Linked DNA regions of Homo sapiens: all the other regions are linked to region 1. The links are chromatin contacts, found by Hi-C or POLR2A ChIA-PET in ENCODE. All regions are on one chromosome and are shown on one strand. Each heading gives the region's core, a stretch centred on a gene start or an enhancer-like site at or near the end of the contact. The rest is flanking DNA. Distances are from core to core; before and after follow the strand shown.

The links. Hi-C counts contacts between places; a loop is a spot of excess contacts on that map. ChIA-PET counts read pairs that join two places held with the same protein, here RNA polymerase II (POLR2A). Pooled maps may share reads with other maps.
Region 2: a loop to region 1 is called in a map of Caco-2, with 7 times the contacts of the local background. The contact joins two enhancer-like sites. A Hi-C loop is called at or near these places in 1 of 168 maps with a recorded cell type or tissue (Caco-2) and 2 of 50 pooled maps. POLR2A ChIA-PET finds 5 or more read pairs at or near these places in 2 of 52 experiments (Caco-2 and HepG2).
Region 3: a loop to region 1 is called in a map with no recorded cell type, with 11 times the contacts of the local background. The contact joins two enhancer-like sites. A Hi-C loop is called at or near these places in 3 of 37 single-sample maps with no recorded cell type and 8 of 50 pooled maps. POLR2A ChIA-PET finds 5 or more read pairs at or near these places in 3 of 52 experiments (A549, GM12878 and Panc1).
Region 4: a pooled map shows a loop between it and region 1 (1.9-fold over the local background). The contact joins two enhancer-like sites. A Hi-C loop is called at or near these places in 1 of 50 pooled maps. POLR2A ChIA-PET finds 5 or more read pairs at or near these places in 2 of 52 experiments (HepG2 and activated CD4-positive, alpha-beta T cell).

What each region holds. Positions count from the first base shown.
Region 1 is chr2:43,193,351-43,196,532 of GRCh38, forward strand. No RefSeq gene overlaps it. Among named protein-coding and RNA genes, the nearest start is that of ZFP36L2, 32 kb to the right of the region's middle. RefSeq lists an enhancer at 660-1,579. Within about 2 kb of position 1,666, at least 16 of the 41 ENCODE cell types and tissues checked have a DNase peak (open chromatin) inside an H3K27ac peak, as active enhancers do; they include GM12878, where a contact is called at or near this core.
Region 2 is chr2:42,947,610-42,950,791 of GRCh38, forward strand. All of the region lies in intron 1 of LOC112268413 (a long non-coding RNA gene), which reads left to right. Among named protein-coding and RNA genes, the nearest start is that of LINC01819, 90 kb to the right of the region's middle. Within about 2 kb of position 1,667, at least 5 of the 41 ENCODE cell types and tissues checked have a DNase peak (open chromatin) inside an H3K27ac peak, as active enhancers do.
Region 3 is chr2:43,425,052-43,428,233 of GRCh38, forward strand. THADA (THADA armadillo repeat containing) reads right to left here. Exons shown (of 38, transcript NM_022065.5): 28 at 3,049-3,180. Among named protein-coding and RNA genes, the nearest start is that of THADA, 170 kb to the right of the region's middle. RefSeq lists enhancers at 927-1,006, 1,045-2,244, 1,399-1,488, 1,509-1,568. Within about 2 kb of position 1,585, at least 24 of the 41 ENCODE cell types and tissues checked have a DNase peak (open chromatin) inside an H3K27ac peak, as active enhancers do; they include GM12878, where a contact is called at or near this core.
Region 4 is chr2:42,999,062-43,002,243 of GRCh38, forward strand. No RefSeq gene overlaps it. Among named protein-coding and RNA genes, the nearest start is that of LINC01819, 39 kb to the right of the region's middle. RefSeq lists enhancers at 1,440-1,499, 1,524-2,305. Within about 2 kb of position 1,575, at least 5 of the 41 ENCODE cell types and tissues checked have a DNase peak (open chromatin) inside an H3K27ac peak, as active enhancers do.

The DNA of each region.
Region 1 (3,182 bases), core at 416-2,915:
TCTGTGTGTGTGTGTTTGTGGGTGGGTGGCTGACTACTCTGAGTTTGTGGGTGATTCATGTGTACCCTCGCGACAGGCTGTGTTCAGATAGTCTGCTTATGTGCTTGAATTCAAGGACACAAACATCCCTAGGTGCAAGCTTGCACGCACAGTCCTCCCTACACCTCCACACGCAACTCCTAATCATCCCTCAGGATCCTCTCCCCGCCCTGCTTCAGCCTTAAGGCCTGCTCTGACCCTCCAGCCCATCCCACTGACCTGCTGACCTTCATCCCAGACACTGCTGGGTTCAGCCCTGGAGCCTGGTCACTCTTGCTCCCTGAGGGTGAGGTTGACTCCTTTTTAAATTACCCCTAAAGCCCCACTTAGGGAGACACAGCCTTATCAATCAACACTCCTTGAATGAATTAAAACAAACTCCAAGGAAAGGAACTGCATTTGGGTGGATGGAAACAAGAGCTCTCAAGCTGTTTTCTTTCCTCTTTACCCTTTGCTCTCTGTCTCTTCCCATCTGTACTTTCTCTAACTTGTTTGCTAACTCAATCGTCAGCTTAGAAAGTACTTCCTTGTATACCCTCCTCTCATTCAAATCTCATGACAATCCTCCAAGACACGAATAATTATCCTCATTGCACAGATGAGGAAACTGAGGTTCAGGGAGGCTACGTGAGTTGCCCAAGGTCACACAGCCTGGAAGGAGTGGGTAGGGACTAGAACCCTCATGCGTGAATGGACACCACCTCCCACCACTCCCCACCAGTAAGTAGAGGGTGGAGGGTAAAGGGCGATCCAGGGGCTCGGAGAGGATTGGCCTCTTCAAGCCCTCTCCATGGCCCAAGGTCACCGTGGGAGGGAGATGCACCTGGCCCCCAGGGCCAGGGGTTACCCCACTCGGCCAGCAATGGGAGAGGCCATGAGATCTGTGGACATTGTTCCTGGGCCTGTGGTTACTGATTTGACAACAGCCCTGTTCCTCCCCAGCCAGCCAGGGAGTTAATGATTAAGGAGGAGATTAAATATTAACCACCTGTGGGGCCACGGCGTAATGTCTCCATCTGCACCTGAGCCTACCTAAAAATCCCTCCCACCTGCCGTGGGCCAGCCCCACACAGGGCCTCTAAGCCCCTTGCTTAGGGATACCACTTCCCCATGCCCCCATCCTGCCCTGGCCCTGGCCCTGGCCCGTGTCCACCCCATCTCACTCTCTCATACCCACAGCACAGACCCAAGGACTCTTCCTGTAGCTTGGAAGCTGCAAGCTACACCACTGTAGGCACTCCTGGTGGGCCTTCTGGAGGAGAGGACCTGCCTGAACCCAGCTACTCCTGGGGCTTGGAGAGTCCGCAGGTTACATTCCTACCTGTGACCTCGTTTATCAGTGCTCTTATCGCTCTTATCTCCCAAGTCGTTCCTCCTAAAGACCCCTCTGAATCTACACATCCCAGGCCCCAACACCCTGGGCTACAGCAACTCCCCAACACGCCATTCTCTTCTTTCTTCTAGCAGTTAGAATCTGGGTGTGTTCTGCCTCCAGGAAGCCTCTCATATTAACCTGGGCTAAGGTCTCTGCGGGCCTCTGCTCCCCAGCTTCCCTTAGGCCGGGGTGATTCAGGCTGGCATTGGCTGCTGCACGGCTGCAGGAAACCAGCTGCATCTGTTGGAAGGTCCTTTGAAGTTTAAGTGCACAGCCTCCGAGCGCTGGGGGCGGGGACTGCTCTATCTCACCTAAGCCTAGGGCCTGCCCCTGGGTGAAGCCATGGTCACCCTCCCCACAGCAGGAACCACAGGCAGTATGACACAGGGTTCACCTGCGTCTTTTTCTATAAATATAGAAAAATGGAATTATTTATTCAAATAATAACTCTATTGATATGCTCTCATTCCTGTTTGTGGGGAAGCCCCAGATGACTGTGTGGGTAAGTTACTATGGTACGTAAGCCCCACCGTAGCCTGGGCCTGCACTGCTCTCTCTGCATGTCAGTGAACTGCATTGACACTGCAGGCCTAGTGACAGGCAATGTCATCCCCATTTTACAGATGGCGAAACTGAGGCTGGGTGAAATTAAAGGACTTGGCCACGCTCAAACAGACAGGAAATGGCAGAAGCTGGCCTGCCTGGTGCAAAAGCCATACAAAACTGAAAAGGACCTAACACCGTTCTTGCCACAGCTGTCTAGGCCCCAAGCTCAGCTTCTTTTCAGCCACAGTTCCCAACCATGTGTGGCTTGCTTGCTTTTCTTTCTTTCTTTCTTTCTTTCTTTCTTTCTTTCTTTCTTTCTTTCTTTCTTTCTTTCTTTCTTTCTTTCTTTCCTTCCTTCCTTCCTTCCTTCCTTCCTTCCTTCCTTCCTTCCTTCCTTCCTTCCTTCTTTCTTTCTTTCTTTCTTTCTTTCTCTCTTTCGAGATGGAGTCTCACTCTGTCACCCTCTGCCTCTCGGGTTCAAGCCATTCTCCTCCTGGGTTCAAGCCGTTCTCCTGCCTCAGCCTCCCGTGTAGCTGGGATTACAGGCACACACCACCACTCCTGGCTAATTTTTGTATTTTTAGTAGAGACGGGGTTTCACCATGTTGGCCAGACTGGTCTCAAACTCCTGACTTCACTCAAGTGATCCACCCTCCTCAGGCTTCCAAAGTGCTGGGATTACCGGTGTGAGGCACCGCGCCCGGCCTTTTTGTTTGTTTTTTTAAGACATGGTTTTGCTTTGTCACCCAGGCTGGAGTGCAGTGGTGCGATCATAACTCACTGCAGCCTTGACCTCCTGGGCTCAAGTGGTCTTCCTGCCTCAGCCTCCGAAATAGCTGGGACCACAGGTGTGCACCACCATGCCTGACTAATTTAAAAAAATTTTTTTAAATCTCAGCACTTTGGGAGGCCGAGGTGGGTGGATCACGAGGTCAGGAGATCGAGACCATCCTGGCTAATGTGGTGAAACCCTGTCTCTACTAAAAATACAAAAAATTAGCGGGGCGTGGTGGCGGGCGCCTGTAGTCCCAGCTACTCTGGAGGCTGAGGCAGGAGAATGGCGTGAACCCAGGAGGCGGTGCTTGCAGTGAGCCGAGATCACACCACTGCACTCCAGCCTGGGCAATAGAGCCAGACTCCATCTCAAAAAAAAAAAAAAAAATTATTTTTGTAGACTTGGGGATCTCATTATATTGCCCAGGCTGGTCTCAAACTCTTGGGT
Region 2 (3,182 bases), core at 417-2,916, 250 kb before region 1:
ACCTCAGTCCTCCCGCAATGCAGCAGGACTAGGAACTCACCAAACTCTGTTTGCTTTTCTTTCTGGACACATTTTCTAGCCTGCCTTGCTATTACCATGTGCAGCTACCAAGTTCTGGCCAATGGCTATTGGGCAGGAGTAAGGTACATCTATTCCAGGCCTGGCCTCCAACAGTTCCTGTATCATCTTCCACGTACCACCTCCACTCCTTCCCCATCAGTGCAACTACAAGCACAAGACTCCAGAACTCTAGGGAATGAGGATGTTGCTAAAATAAGGGGGCCCTCTATGACTGCATGGAGATGAATACCCCATCACCATGCTTTGGACTGTGGTGTGACTGAGTTTGGTATGTTGAGCTATTGGGAGGTGGGGGTTGTTTGTTACAGCAGCTTTCTTACCCTAACTAATACACCCACCATCACTGAACCCAACTGAATGCATAGCCCGCCCAGCCTCAGCTCCCAACACTATATGGAGGACATCTGATGCTTCTGCCAACCCTTTCTCTCTTTGCCTGCTCTGAAGCCCATGTAGTCCAATGCCATTACCTCACAGATAAGGAAACCAAAGCAAATATAGCTGGTCATAGCTCCCTTTATATTCCAGGAGCCAAACCAGTTCTTGGTGAAGTTCTTTCTTATGATGCCTCTCCACCATCACCCAGAGCTGGGCACATGACCCAGGTGGTCATTCTGAGCACACAGTCCTCCCGGCCAAGTGACTGGTTCAGGGATAGACACATCATGCAATCAGAGTCTTGCTTAAGATTCAAGCTATAGATGCTGGAAAGAGGATCTGTCTTCCTCTGAGATGCTGAGTGATGACCAAGAGAGTTGGAAGCTGCTGGAGCCATTGCCCAAGGATATGAGGAAGAAGCTGTTGGGGGAATGAAACTAACATGTAAAGGTGGCCATAGAGCTGGAGAGAAAATCATACTCCACCATATTGTTGTTCCAATCTTGCCTGAAGTCAGGTCTTCCTTCAATTTCCCCAGTTACAAGGGCCAGTTAATTATCTTTTTTTTTGTGAGACGGAGTCTCACTCTGTCACCCAGGCTGGAGTGCAGTGGTGTGACCTCGGCTCACTGCAACCTCTGCCTCCCGGGTTCACGCCATTCTCCTGCCTCAGCCTCCCAAGTAGCTGGGACTGCAGGTGCCCACCACCACACCCGGCTAATTTTTGTATTTTTAGTAGAGATGGGGTTTCACCGTGTTAGCCAGCATGGTCTCGATCTCCTGACCTCGTGATCCGCCCGCCTCGGCCTCACAAAGTGCTGGGATTACAGACGTGAGCCACCACACCCGGCCAATTATCTTTTTAAAAATTTTGATTCAGTTTGAATTTCTGTCACTTAGAGCACAAAGAGTTCTGATTAATAATTATTGGACTAATATTTACTGAGCCCTACTGTGAGCCAAAAAACTGGGATAAAATAGTGAGCAAATTAGACACCAGCCCCTAGGATCCCCTGTCCACCATATACAGATATATGTGACAGGTAGGTTTGATGCCAATGAGAAGTTGTTGAGAAGTCGGGTCTCATTTTTCCACTTTCTAGGTTGCTGGCTTATCAAGATAAAGGAAGAAATATTTGCTTTTTCCTTTACCCTTCTGGAGCACCTGGCCTTTGAGTTCTTGAGGTTTGAGATTTCCTTATCACGAGGAGGAAAGTAACAGTCTCTGGTCTGTGTTTCCGGCTGAATGGAGAAGTTGCCAGGCCAGGTGGGCTGCCCCTGTGATTTGAAAGGCCTACGCCCCTTAGGAGGTGGTAAACAAAGTGTCAGTCAGATTTGGCCAGGGGAGGGCCATGGCCTTCAGGGCTTGTGAGGCTCTTTGGACTGAAGGCGAGAGGTGTTAGGGGTTTTGCAGGGGCCCCAGAGATCCGCCCCCATCAAGTGCTGCAGTGGCAGGGCCCTGGATGTTGGTGGGGGCTGCCCTGTGCCTTGGAGAACTGCGCCCAGATGCCCAGTCTCAGGAACCTTGAGCAATGCCCCCCAGGTCAAGCCTGCCTCAAAGTTGCCCTAATCCCTCTACTGTCTCGTGGGCAGCACTGGGGACAACCATGGTTGACAGTTAAGTCCCTACTATGTTAAAAACACATGTTTTCATGGGTGGGGCAAACTCTGGGGTCTTTCTGCATCACCTTCTGCATCAACTTTCTATAACTTTGACAAAGGAGGGTTTTAGCCAGATGCAACTTAATGTGGAACATTTAAGAAATGTAACATTTCTTGAATCCTAAATTTTGTGGCATGATATCATTTGTAATATATTTAATTACAAATTGTTGCAAACTATGAGGGGAAGTGACTGGGCTCCATGAATCCATATAACAGGAGGATCTGATCAATTCAGGGGCATAAATATATTTTGCTCAGAGGGACTAGCTCTAGAAAACCTCCTAGGATGCATTTAGGCTTCAGTGAAATGGAGTTTAGTTCCTGAAATTTGTTTTTTACCAAGACAAATGGTAACAATCGCTTAGTTACGTGCAATTGCTTTAGGCTCTCTTGAGCCTCGTTGTTCAACATCCCAGAGGAAGACAGACCCCCTCCAGCATCCACAGACAAAATTTAAAGCAAGACTCTGGTTGGTATCATCAGGTCACATGTCCCTCTCTGAACCAACCAAGCCAAGAGGATTGTGTACTTGGAATGGCCAGCCTAGATCACTTTATTCAATCCCCACAACCACCTCCTGGGGTAAATATCATTAGCCCTCATTTTACAGATGAACAACTGATGTGGAAATAGGTTCATTTACTCCTCCAAAGTTGTGATGGACAACCTCACCAAAGTTATCTCTTCACAACCTGAGACTGGGTTGTGGGAGTGGGGATGGAAAAGATTCTGAGAAAGACTTTTCATCTCTGATCAAATAAGAAAAGCACATAAAGAGAGCTCTTGCCACATTGACCATCACCCTACATCCTGACTTTGGAAGGAGATTTAAGAAGATGTGATATCTGGAACTGTGGCAGCCATCTTGAGACCATATGGGGATGAGGGAGAGAATTTAGAGGCATTGGCATCTTGGAGTTGCAAAGCCAACTTGAGAATTGCCTGCCTCTAGACTTTTTTTTTTTTTTTTGAGACTGAGTCTTGCTCTGTAGCCCAGGTTGGAATGCAGTGGCGCGATCTCTGCTCACTGCAAGCTCCGCCTCCCGAGTTCATGCCATT
Region 3 (3,182 bases), core at 335-2,834, 230 kb after region 1:
TAGCTAAGTTACTGGCTACTCAAAAGGCAACCAAAAAACAAGGTTATTTTGGTATAACAGAAAGAGTACATCTAACACCCTTGACAAGCCCTGCACTCTTGGGTTCAAATTCTAGCTCTGTAACTGCCTTGCTCTCTGAACCTCAATTTCCTCAACGGGCAAATGAGGGTGATAACACCTCTTCTCAGAGTCACTGTAAGTAAAATGACCAGTTCAATACTTGGCAGAAAGACGGGGCTCAACAAAGGTTGGTCTACTTCCTACTGACTTCTCTGCTCAGAACACTTTCTTTCTTGTTTTCTGCATTCCTGGGTCAAAATCTACTTCTTAATAAATTCCTTAAACTGCCTAACCAATTTTAATAAGCTACTACTGTCTAGCTTGTTAAAATTGTATGTGTGTGTGTGTGTGTGTGTGTGTGTGTGTGTGTGTGTGTGATGGTATTAAATTTAATATCCCAAGTTTAATTTTGCTACTCAAAATGTGATCTACAGACCAGCAGCAGTGGCATTATCTGGAAGACCATTTGGAAGTCGGACTCTCAGGCCTCACCTCAGATTTACTGAAATCAGAATTTATATGATAGCCAAGTGATATGTTTACATCTTAAAGTTTTAGAAACACTGTTCTATAACACACATGGACAGTCAATAAGTCAGAGCCTAGGCTCTGTACTTAAGGAATCAAGGGTGGTGCTTCTGCTTACAGGACATTTTGCTTACAGTGACTCTCAGAAGATGTGTTATCACCCTCATTTGCAAGTTGAGGAAATTGAGGTTCAGAGAGCAAGCAAGGCAGTTACAGAGCTACAATTTGAACCCAAGAGTGCAGGGCTTGTCAAGAGTGATAGATGTGCTCTTTCTGTTACACCAAAATAACCTTGTATTTTGGTTGGTGGCACTTCTGCTGTTGGTGATGTTCTATGAATCTACTTCATAAAGCACCTTACTTACTGGAAGAAAGCAACTACAACCGCAGCATTTTCTTTCACTGGAAGAACAGACTGATTGCAAACTTCTTACTTTGTATTTTTAGAGGTTAACAAATGATGCCCTAAGTACACTGGCTTCAAAGCAATATTTAAATTTTCTATATTAATGCAATCTTTGTTTTATATAATGGATACTTTGAATATAATGAGTAGTATCAGCATTCTGATTATATGTAAACTAAGCAACATTTTGGAAAGGTACTTTCAGGTACCACTGAAAGGTACTTTCAATGTAGTAATTTATTATTTCTAGGATGCAATGAACAACAGACTGAGTAGTAAAAAGCTTCCACAAATTCAATGTTCTTAAGACAGAGCACAGGTTCTAAAGCAAATCTCTGTTTCTAATGTAAACTGCAATTCTGTGCACATGCCTTTCCTCCTTGCATCAACTTTCTGAAAACATTTCTTAGTTCTTTCCACTTATTCATGAAAGAACAATTTTTAAGGCCCCTGAAAGTAAAATTTACCACCCAAATTCCTAAAATGAATCACCAAATGCCAGATGAAGGAGACTGGTAACTTTGTATATCAGGAAACAAAAACCAGTCTGCCTGAGTCATCTCTGTGATCAAAGATAACACAGCCACAGCCAAGGCTTGGCGCAAACAAATAGCTCTGCAAGCGCATGCCAGAACCTCATGTTTAATGGTTTTCTCACATTAAAATGCATAAGTCAGCTCTGTGAAACAAGGAAGTGAAACCTAGGACACTACATACATAAGAAATACTCTCTTGAGTTTGGTTTCTTACCCTTCTGCTCCAAATCCACTTCAATTTTTGGTAGAAACACAAAAATGAAGGTACTGTTTTGTCAAGAGCTAAGCAGAAAGGTAATAGCTAACTAATATGATAGGCTTCTGAAAGGTTTCATGAGAAAATTTTAATACTTCTTGGAGGCCTACATATTTAGGCCTTTGATCCAAAATGAACAAAGTAATCAGAAGACGGCAAATGCCTGAAAAGATGTAACACAAGAAGTGGTAATAGGCTCTAAAAGAAGAGAACCCTGTTATATTATTTCATGAATACTCTATATTCATGGCTTTTTTCAGGTACTACAAACGTAAAAGAGAAGACGAGTGGGAATTCATGCCACATGGCATTACCATTTACATGCCACCCATTGCACCGGCTCGCAGACTCTTCCAGAGTGAAGAGGCAGATGTCCTGACATCCTCTCGAACCCGTGGACAGAAGATACATACCAGAACCAAGCCTGCTCCGTGCTAGCCAGGCTCAACACAGGAATAACGCAAACATGGGGCTATGTCTTTCAAAAGGAGTATCTCCTATCAACACCATCCACCTGCCTTGGAGCAGACAGGGCTCAAAGAAAACATTACTTACACAGGTTCTAATGAGATCCTGTACCCACAATATAAGCACCTTACTCTGAAACACTGGGGGCAATGGCAGGAAAACCCAGGCCTCTGCTTTCACAAGACCCCTCCCAAAGTTTGTGTGTGTGTGTGTGTGTGTGTGTGTGTGTGTATACAAGTTATATATATATACACGCACACACACAATAGTTATATACAAAAGTTTTACATATAATATATATAATAGTTATATATATAATAGTTTTTAATATATACAATAGGTTTACATATATAAAAAAATATATAATATGGCCGGGCGCGGTGGCTCATGCCTGTAATCCCAGCACTTTGGGAGAATGAGGTGGGCGGATCACAAGGTCAGGAGATCGAGACCATTCTGGCTAACACAGTGAAACCCCATCTCTACTAAAAATACAAAAAATTATCCAGGCGTGGTGGCGGGTGCCTGTAGCCCCAGCTACTCCGGAGGCTGAGGCAGAAGAATGGCGTGAACCTGGGAGGGGGAGCTTGCAGTGAGCCGAGATCGCGCCACTGCACTCCAACCCAGGCGACAGAGCGAGACTCCGTCTCAAAAAACAAACAAACAAACAAATAATATATATATATAAAATATATATGATATATATAAAATAGTTTCTGAAATAAGAAGAAGATAAAATATTCCCGTAAAACTCCCACGCCAACCTAGACAATTTCTACACAGCATGACACTACCTCATAATGAAGGGAACAAAAGGTCCCATGCTGAGAGCAGAAGAAGTACCATCCATCGGGGAAGCGTAGAGTCTCTCCAACACCAAAAGTAAGAGAAACATGCTTGGATGACGATTTGGTTCTCCCATATCACT
Region 4 (3,182 bases), core at 325-2,824, 190 kb before region 1:
GGGACTAAGAGGGGGCATTGTGTCAATCCATTTATTAAATATTTGGCAAGTCATTCTTAAATTTCCAGATGGAAAAAACAAACTGACTCACAATATTTTTACACCTAACCCAAAGGGTCATAAGGCGCATTTCCCTTGGAGACCAAGATAGAGGGAGGGAGCTTCCATCTTTTCCCATGGGATAAGCTGGGAGATGCCTGCCCATTTTCAAAAGCCCCAGAGTCCCACCTGCTGGGTGGGACTCTGAAGGCAGAGGAGCCGTCTTTGTGGAGAGTAATATAATCAGAAGGAAACCCAAGCTTCTGAGTTCCTCAGCATCTTGCACCATCTCCTAAAGGGCGCAGGGGATACGGCAACCCCTGGAGGGGCGAGGGGGGAACCAGTGCAGTAGGCATTATCCCTGAGAGGCTCCTCCATGCATCCCTCATGGACAGGGCCTCTAATCATGGCCAGTGGGCAGGGGTGTGGGTGCTGGGTGCAGGCAGCAGCTGTGGGTGTCCGTAGGGAGCAAAGCCGTAGGGAAGGCCTTGTTGTCTTGAACCTGGAGTCATCCCAGGAGGCAGGGCCCAGAAAAGGGCCTCTCCCTGCCCCTCCCAGCTTTACAGAACCTACTGCTTAGAAGATCCTCTGTAAATATTTGTTGGATTTAGTTGAATGGAGTTGAAATCTCATTTCCTGATTCTGGTAAGGCTGGAAGTGCAGGCTGAGTGGGTGGGATCCAATTCACTGGGGGTTGGGGTGGGAGGGATGCAAGGCCATACTAGGCAGCTCAGCTCTTGGGGCATGTCCTGAACCTGGAAGACCACAGCCATTCCTGCCCTTCTACCCCACCACTACTTGTGTGAGGGTCCCCAACCCGAAAGAGGTTCCTGATCGTTCAGGACGCTAGGAAGCAGAAAGGAAGCCAAGGCCAGAGACAAGGAGAGGCTAAGTGAAGGAGGCAGCCACACCCAAAACCCCAGGAGCATCTGGGCGGCCCTCACCCCACAGGAGAACCCACCCCCCCTCCACTGCCCCACCCCGCCCTGCCCTCTAACACTGTACCAGGCAGAATGCAGCATCTCCACTGTGTGTGTGTGCGTGTGTGTGTGTGCATGTGTGTGTGCACAGCCTGAGTCTCCCTTGGACAGAGCCTTGGTCCCAATCTTGGTACTTTTTTTCCCAAGAAAGCTCGGCAGCCAGTTCTGCCGTTTTTGGCCAGGCTCTTGGGGAAGGCGGCCTGTTTGGGCACATGGGCTCCCACGTGCGCAGAAGCATCACCTGCCCTCCATGTGATGCGCACACTCACAGACCCACATGCTTACGTACTTGCAGACTCGCCCAGGCACACGTGTATCGCCACATGCAGACACGCAAGCATACACTTGCTGCACTCAGACCTCCTGGTGTGAACACACGGTGTGCACCGTCGGAGATAGCCAGTGGCCCCACGTACATGCCATCCCTCAGGCACAGAGAACCAGCCCACAGGTCCCACTTGGAGGGACATGAAGCAGACAGGGTCCCCAGGCTGTATGCTTCTCCTAGGCCGGTGTCCACCACAGTCAGCCACATACATCTGCTGCCATGACACAGGCTCCCTTTGTGCTGCCAGGCCCAGGGGGACAATGGGGGTCTGTTTCCTCCCCGGAGCTCAACACCATCCCTCTCCCCACAACACTGCCTGGCAGCCTGGGGCCTGGGAGCCCAGCCGCATGTTTCAGAGGGTTCAGAGGGTTCGGGAAACTCCCCAAGGCCACGTTCTGCATGCGGAGCTCCAGGGGAAGCCCAGTCTGGTGGGGGCTTCCAGGGGCCCCAAGGGAACTGTGGCTCCCTCTGCTCTGTGATGGGGAGGGGAGAACCGGGGTCTGCACTTATTGTGATCCTCTGGCATCCAGTCAGGCCAAGGTTGACAGTGGAGGTCCCGCTAGAGGGGGTGGCTGTGCCTGTGGGCCTGGGAAGGCCTCTCGAGCCTGGGCTGCCCTGTCCACTGCTGAACTGCACCTGCGCCGAGGCAGGCACAGACCCCTACAATGCCCGGGAGGAGAGTCTTGATTTCTCATAAGGACATGGCCACTCTGTGAATCTGAGTTTTGGGGACTTGGAGGCTGCAGCCTGCTGGTCACTTGACTCCCTCAAATGTCCCATGACCAAAGCCACTGTCGCCACCACACCCTCCATTTCTGTTTTGACATCCTTGCTACTTTTTCTGGCATTCAACACCACCTCCCTCCTGCAAAATATTCATTCAGTCTCTCAGTCACTACTGATGGAGTACTCACTGGGTACGAGGAACTGCTCTGGGCACGGGCTACTGGATTTTTCTCATTTTACTCTCTGTGACATCTTTGGACAAGTCTTAGGTTCCAGGCCAGTTGATTTTTCTTGCTTTCTTCCACATATACTGCTGTTTCTTTTTCTGTGCTGTTTGCTCATTCACCTATGAATTAATGCAATCCACATTTATTGGGCATTGGGTTGACAGATAAAATAATGCAATATTTCTATTCATTGTTATTATTTTATTATTACTATTCATTGTTTATCTGAAATTCAGAATTAACTGGGCATCTTGTATTTTTATTTGTTAAATTTGGTAGCCCTAACTGAGCACCTACTGTGAGCTGTCCTCCACAAATACAAGGACAGCAGACCCAGTGCCTGCCCCTCAGAGAGCTCCCAGTCTAGTAGGAGAGGTCCTACTATAGGCAAGAAAGGAGATCCATACCTCAAGGAAGGGTGGGGGCTCTTACAAGTGGATTCAGGGTACCATGGGTGCTCAGGGAAGGGGAACCCAACCTGGCCTTGAGTGGGAGGTGAGAAGGCTTCCTGAAGAAATTAACTTAAGTCTTAAAAATTAAGTAGGGAGTCAGGCACAATGAACAGTGGAATGGGGGCAACAGGGTGCCATTCAGTGCATTGATGCAGGGAGCCCCACAGTGAAATGGCTGCCTGCTGGGTGGGGTCAACTGGCACAGGGCTGAAGGTGTGTAAAGGAGCTGCTATCAAGGCCAGCTTGCAAGATTGGGCAGACAGAGACAAAGGACCCAGAAACTGTGTGTAGCCTCTACTTTCTATAAAAGGATGAGGCAAAGAAGGATTCATGATTGGAGGTTGAGAGCTTGGTGTTCAGAAGGAGAAGAAGCAGATGTCATATTGACCTCGTGCTGGGATCACGTGGACATTCTCCAGCTGGGACCTAC